2 separate regions of the Homo sapiens genome follow, and region 2 is linked to region 1. Evidence: read pairs that join two places in POLR2A ChIA-PET (ENCODE). Cell type or tissue: K562. All regions are shown on one strand. Each heading gives the region's core, and the rest is flanking DNA. Links, peaks and the distances in the headings are about the cores only.

Region 1 (2,922 bases), core at 204-2,703:
AACCTATGGAAAAGTTGAATGACTAGTTCAACTAGTCATCCATACAACCTTCTCTTAGATTCACTAGTTATGAACATTTAGTTTGTTGTGTATATTTCTGAGCCATTTCAATATAAGTTGCAGGTGCCATGTCTCACCCCTGAATACTGCAGCATATATGTCCAAAGAGCAATAACTACATAATTATAATACCATTTTTACACCTGAAGAATTTGTTTTATTCTGACACACCAGATAGCTTCATACATAATGAATTGTTTCCAAAATATTATTTAGAGCGATGTGGAATTTTTTTTTTTGGGGGGGGGCACATAGCATTTGTTTCTCAAGTCTCTTTAGTCCCTCTTTTAATACACAATCCTCCCATTACCTTTTTTGTTGTTGTTCATTTCATGATACTGACATTTTTAAGAGTCCAGGCCATTTTCTCACAGAGTTTCCCACAATTTAAATTTGTCTGATTGTCTCATGATATATTCAGATTAAACATTTTTATTAAGAATACTACATAGGTGATTTTGTGTACATTCCACTGTATCACGGCAGGGGGCACATGATGTTAGTTTCTCCTTTATTGGTGAGGTTGAGTGTGATCACTTGGTTAAGGAGGTGTGTCCTGCAGATCTGTCTGCCATGAAAGTTCCTTTTACCTTTGTAATTAACTAGTGATCCAAGAAAATATTTTGAGGCCATCTGGTTATCCTGCACCCATAACAGCTTTCATCCAGTGGTTTTAACATCTATTGATGATTCTTCTCTGCATCAGTTATTACATTGGTGATTTCAGAATTTTGAATGTTTTTGTGAAAGGGAAATTTGTTTAAGGTTTGGTATATTAGAGAGAGAAGATACATACATGCATGTGTTTGTTAATATTTAAAGTTACTTTTACCAATCAGGCAACTTTTAGGTGAACTTCTAGTTGTTTGCGTGGTCATTGATTGCTTTATTCCTACTTTGTAGCATCTTTAAAAATGCTTACCAAGCTGGGCACAGTGGTACACAACTGTAATCCTAGCACTTTGGGAGGCTGAGGTGGGAGGATTACTGAGACCAGAAGTTCAAGACTATCCTGGGCAATGTAGTGAGACTTTGTCTTTGCAAAATAAATAAACAAATAAAAATGTTTACCCTAGCTATGCTGTTAAGCCACACTATTACTACTGAATACAAAAAAAATTAGGAATTCTTCAGTTTGCTCAGTTGGTAAATCTAGAACTAGTTGGGCATCAAATCTGATCAAGAGAATAAATAAAATCACCATTTCCAGTTGAACTCACATAAATGAATTCTGTCTAAAACTGTGCTATTCAAAATGTGGTTGGCAGACAGGCAAACTTGTCAGCATCAACTGGGAGTTCGTTAGAAATACAGATTTTGGGACCTACCTCAGACGTATTGAATTAGAATCTGTGGGAGTGGGGCCCAGGAATCCATTTTAACAAACTTTCCAGGTACTTTTAATGTATACTGAAGTTTGAGAAATAGTGATCTAAAATATGTATTTGGCATATACTAATTACATATTAGGTGCAGTGAGGAATCAGTGTGGATATTGAGCCACTGCATGCACTATCTACAACAGTCTTTAGAAGCAAAGAGAATACAAATATAAAACGGAGACTAGGAGCAGACATATTACAAGTAATAAGTACTTAGCAGGCATTGGGAGAAGTGTGAGTTTGTTTGTATTACTGGTTACCAAATGTGCCAGGTACTGTGTACTAGGGATTCAAAAGTGACAGCTATGATTCCTGCCTCCTGGGTTATTCTGGCAGAGGAAACAGACCAGTTCTATGATAGTGGTATCCCCAGGGTACCATAGGAATACAGGGGAAGCAAAGGGAATCCTTCTGGGGACTGATTGACACCAAATCTGCCTTCTGCCATTTAATGGTCCTCCAGTGGGTTCTGTGGGTAAATAGAAGTTAGCTGGATAGAAAAGTGAGAGCTAAGGAGGAAGGACAAAGAAATTTGACATACAAAAGTATTCTGGGTGAGGTGGCATGCAGCTTTAGTCCAAGCTACTCGGGAGGCTGAAGCAGGATGATTGCTTGAGCCAGGAGTTTGACAACAGCCTGGCCAACATGGCAAGATTCCATCTCTTAAAATTTTTTTTTTTTTAAGTAGCCCCATATGGTGGCTCACACCTATAGTCCCAGCTGCTCAGGAGGCTGAAGCGGGAGGATTGCTTGATCCTAAGATGTTCAAGGCTGCAATGAGCTATGATTGCACCACTGCATTCCAGTCTGGGTGACACAGTGAGACCCTGTCACCAAAAAAATAGTGTTCTGTGTTTGAGCAAGCAACTGCAAGTGGATAATAGATCTGGGTAAGGGAATGGAGAGAGATGACAACAGAAATATCGACAGGCCAGATTCTGAAAGGCTATAGGTTATATCTAGGAATTTACATTTCATCCTGAAATATAGAGCATTTAATGAGGGATGTGATATGAGAGTTTTTGAAAGATAATTCAGAGAAGTAGAAGAAAGCCATATTAGAGGCAGGAAGATAAGAGTTCATTACAATTCAGGTCAGAATGGTAAGGGCCTGTGCCAAGGAATGCTGGGCTAGAGAGGTGAATACTGATAAAAGGGTATTTGCAAAGGTGAATGGACAATATTTGCTGGCCAGTTGGGTATGGGAAGTGAGGAAGGCAGTGTAAAGTATGACCTTCTAGATGTCTGGCTTAGGTAACTGGATATATTTACCTCTTGTGAATATACGGGGTAGAGTTAGTTTGCCAGGGTAGATGATAATTTTAGATATGCTGCGTTGAGATTGATTGTAAAGGGATCATTACTTTATCAGTAATACATGGAATTTTTTTACCAGGCCTGAAAAAAATTTTCTAATGTTCTGTCAGCATTTTTTTCTCACTTTGTCACATGAAGCAACTTGTACTTTAAAGTAGTTTTT
Region 2 (2,922 bases), core at 296-2,795, 84 kb after region 1:
AAAAAGATTTCAGGCAGAGTCCTGAGAAAAGGCACAAGAGGTGTTTGGGAATAGCAAGATTCTGTTAGAGGAGGTGTAATAATATTTGAATGGAGAGGAGTCACAGGTCACAGCAGCAGTCACTTAGTTGGGGACTGGATTGTGGAAAACTGTTTGGATGTCAGTAAATTGTGCTTGCTTGTAAATGGCAGAGAGTGACCAGGGCTCTACTTTAGGACGAGTGCTGCCATCGCTCGAAGGTGGGGTCAGTTAGGCTATGGAAGAATTGGATTAGGGTTGCAGCAGTGGGGAAAGAAAGGCCAGATGGGGAGAGGCTGGAAAGAATTGGTTGACTGGATTTGGGACTGAGCAGATGCGGGTAGGGAGGAGGAAGCAAAGGTGAATTCAAAGTTTCTGGCTTGGGTGACTGGGAGAGAGGGACACCTTTAAGTAGGTGAGGTACGTAAATCAGAAGGAAACTGCCTTTTTGCTATTCTGTTTTGTTTTGAGGATTGGAGATAGGAAGTAAAAAGGGGGTCATTATAATGGAGTCTTTGTCTTTTGTGATCTTTAAGCGGAAAATAGACCGTGTCTGTCCTGGATATTTAAAATGTGGGGAGGTAAGTGGCACAACTGATCTCAAGTTCCTTTCTGGCTTTGTGATTTGAGCTGAATTTTTTATACTGAATTGTGAAATTCATTGTGTCTTAGAAATATTTTTTTTAATTTTTCAAAGAATATTGCTTTTCTACAATGAAGAAATTCAAACCTACAGTGCTATAAATTTTTAATTGGCATAATTTTGTATATGCAGTTTTAAATGCTGATTTTTTTAATCATACATGAGCATTGTAAACCAATGCCATTTTTCAAAATCACCATAAATGTCTCTATATTAATAATATTTCGGGGAAAGGATATACCATACTGTATTGAACATTTTTCTCTCTTTGGTCATTTTGGTTGTTTCCTATGTCTTGTCATTTTAAGTTGTTCCAATTCACATTACTGAAGCAAAGTAGAGCTGTGAATAATTCTTTTTAAAGCTTTAGTTTCAATTTACTTAAAAAATATATTGGTTTGTTTTAATCAACGAAATACTTCCAGGAGCACCAAAGAATTTTATGTGGATTGAGAGTCATCAAAAATATTGCTCTATTTATTAAAAATATGTAACATCCCCAGTTCTTGACAACTTGAAAATGAAGCAGCATTGTTGCCTGGGGTAAATACCCGGGGTTCTTCATCTCATCGAAGATTAACAATAGGTACACGTGAGTGGGTTAAGGAGCAGAGACTTTAATAGGCAGAAGAAAGGACAGAGGAGAGAGTAGCTCTCCCTCTCTTGTGAGACAGAGGAGTCCAAAGGGAAAAGCGGGCCTGCAGCTGACCGCAACAGGTTTTATAGTCTGGCTTGAGGAAGCGGTGTCTGATTTACATAGGGCCCGCAGATTGGTTCAACCAGGTGTGACGTTTACGTAGTGGGTGGGGAAGGCTGATCACCCCACCCTAATCTTATTATGCAAATGGACTTTCCACTCGGCCAGTGCCGTCTTGTCTGCTCCTCACTGTACATGTGGCTGGCAAAAAGAGAAGATGGAGCTGCCATTTTGAACATGCCTAGTCCCAGGTAGTAGTATTCCTACTGGCACAACTGCCGACATTCACCTGTGCAAGTTTCCAGCTTGCTTGTTTACGTGTGCAGCTCTCTTTTACAGGCTGCTGTTTGTTAAAAGAGAAAATGATTTTAGGGCTGCTTTTCATTAAAAGGAAACCCTTACCGAGGGCTCCCGAACCCTCAGTACCTGCCTAAGTAATTTCTTTTTAACTCGTATATCAAAAACATCTGGTAAATGATCACAATTATTTGTTGTTGACAGTGAATTCCTTTATAAGAAATAATTTGTGTAAACTATAAATTTGAATAAGATATTTCCTTTATTGTTAATTTAATTTTTTGGTCTTAAATATTTTCACATCCTAGTGACAAATTGAAGAATTTGCCAGTTTAGACTTCTCTTTTTTTTTTTTTATAAAATTTAATTTTCTTTTGAGAACTGGAAAAGGTAGTTTATTTCAAATTTGGTCCCCATGATTGATGTACTTTAGTAATGCATTTATTCAGTTTTGTGTATCTGGATATGTGGCATTTCAGTGAGACAGCTTCTACAGAGAATTGGAAAATTACATTCTGAAATATCAAAGTTTTATAATTTGAATAATTTACGGAAACCTTTCTAAAATGAATATACATTTCTGCCTTCTTAAAGAATTTACTGGCCAGGCATAGTGGCTCACGCTTCTAATTCCACGCTTTGGGAGGCCAAGGTGGGCAGATTGCTCGAGCAACATGCTGAAACCCTGTCTCTACAAAAAATACAAAAATTAGCCAGGCATGTTCCACATGGCTGTAGTCCTAGCTACTCTGGAGGCTGAGGTGGGAGGATCACTTGAGCTTAGGAGGTCGAGGCTTCAGTGAACCATGAGCATGCCACAGCACTCAGCCTAGGTGGCAGATCAAGACCCTGTCACAAAAAAAAAATTTATTGATCACAATTTACTTTTTTTCTGTCATACACAGACTTCATCATTATGGATGATCATCTTTTTTTTTTTTAATTTTTTATTTTTGAGATGGAGTCTCGCTCTGTTGCCAGGCTGGAGTGCAGTGGCCCGATGTCGGCTCACTGCAACCTCTGCCTCCCAGGTTCAAGCGATTCTCTTGCCTCAGACTCCCAAGTAGCTGGGACTACAGGTGCATGCCACCACACCCAGCTAATTTTTGTATTTTTTTTTTTAATAGAGACAGGGTTTCACCATGTTGGCCAGGATGGTCTCAATCTCTTGACCTCGTGATCCGCCCGCCTCGGCCTCCCAAAGTGCTGGGATTACAGGCGGAGCCGTTGCCCCCGGCCCTGTGATCCTCACCACAAATTTTAGAGT

What was found. ChIA-PET counts read pairs that join two places held together with the same protein. Peaks named below come from ENCODE experiments on the same cell type or tissue, not always from the same donor. Only the 100,000 strongest peaks of a DNase experiment are listed, where the experiment ranks them.
Region 2: POLR2A ChIA-PET joins it to region 1 with 5 read pairs; 27 of 35 experiments call an interaction of 5 or more read pairs at or near these places.

What each region holds. Positions count from the first base shown.
Region 1 is chr1:100,277,504-100,280,425 of GRCh38, forward strand. The region is part of intron 8 of RTCA (RNA 3'-terminal phosphate cyclase); the gene reads left to right. Among named protein-coding and RNA genes, the nearest start is that of MIR553, 2.3 kb to the right of the region's middle. In K562, for the core only: a CTCF peak has its summit at 542; no DNase peak of the experiment used is centred there.
Region 2 is chr1:100,361,617-100,364,538 of GRCh38, forward strand. The region is part of intron 2 of CDC14A (cell division cycle 14A); the gene reads left to right. Among named protein-coding and RNA genes, the nearest start is that of CDC14A, 11 kb to the left of the region's middle. In K562, for the core only: no CTCF peak of the experiment used is centred there; a DNase peak (open chromatin) is centred at 1,455; H3K4me3 peaks cover 1,282 bases.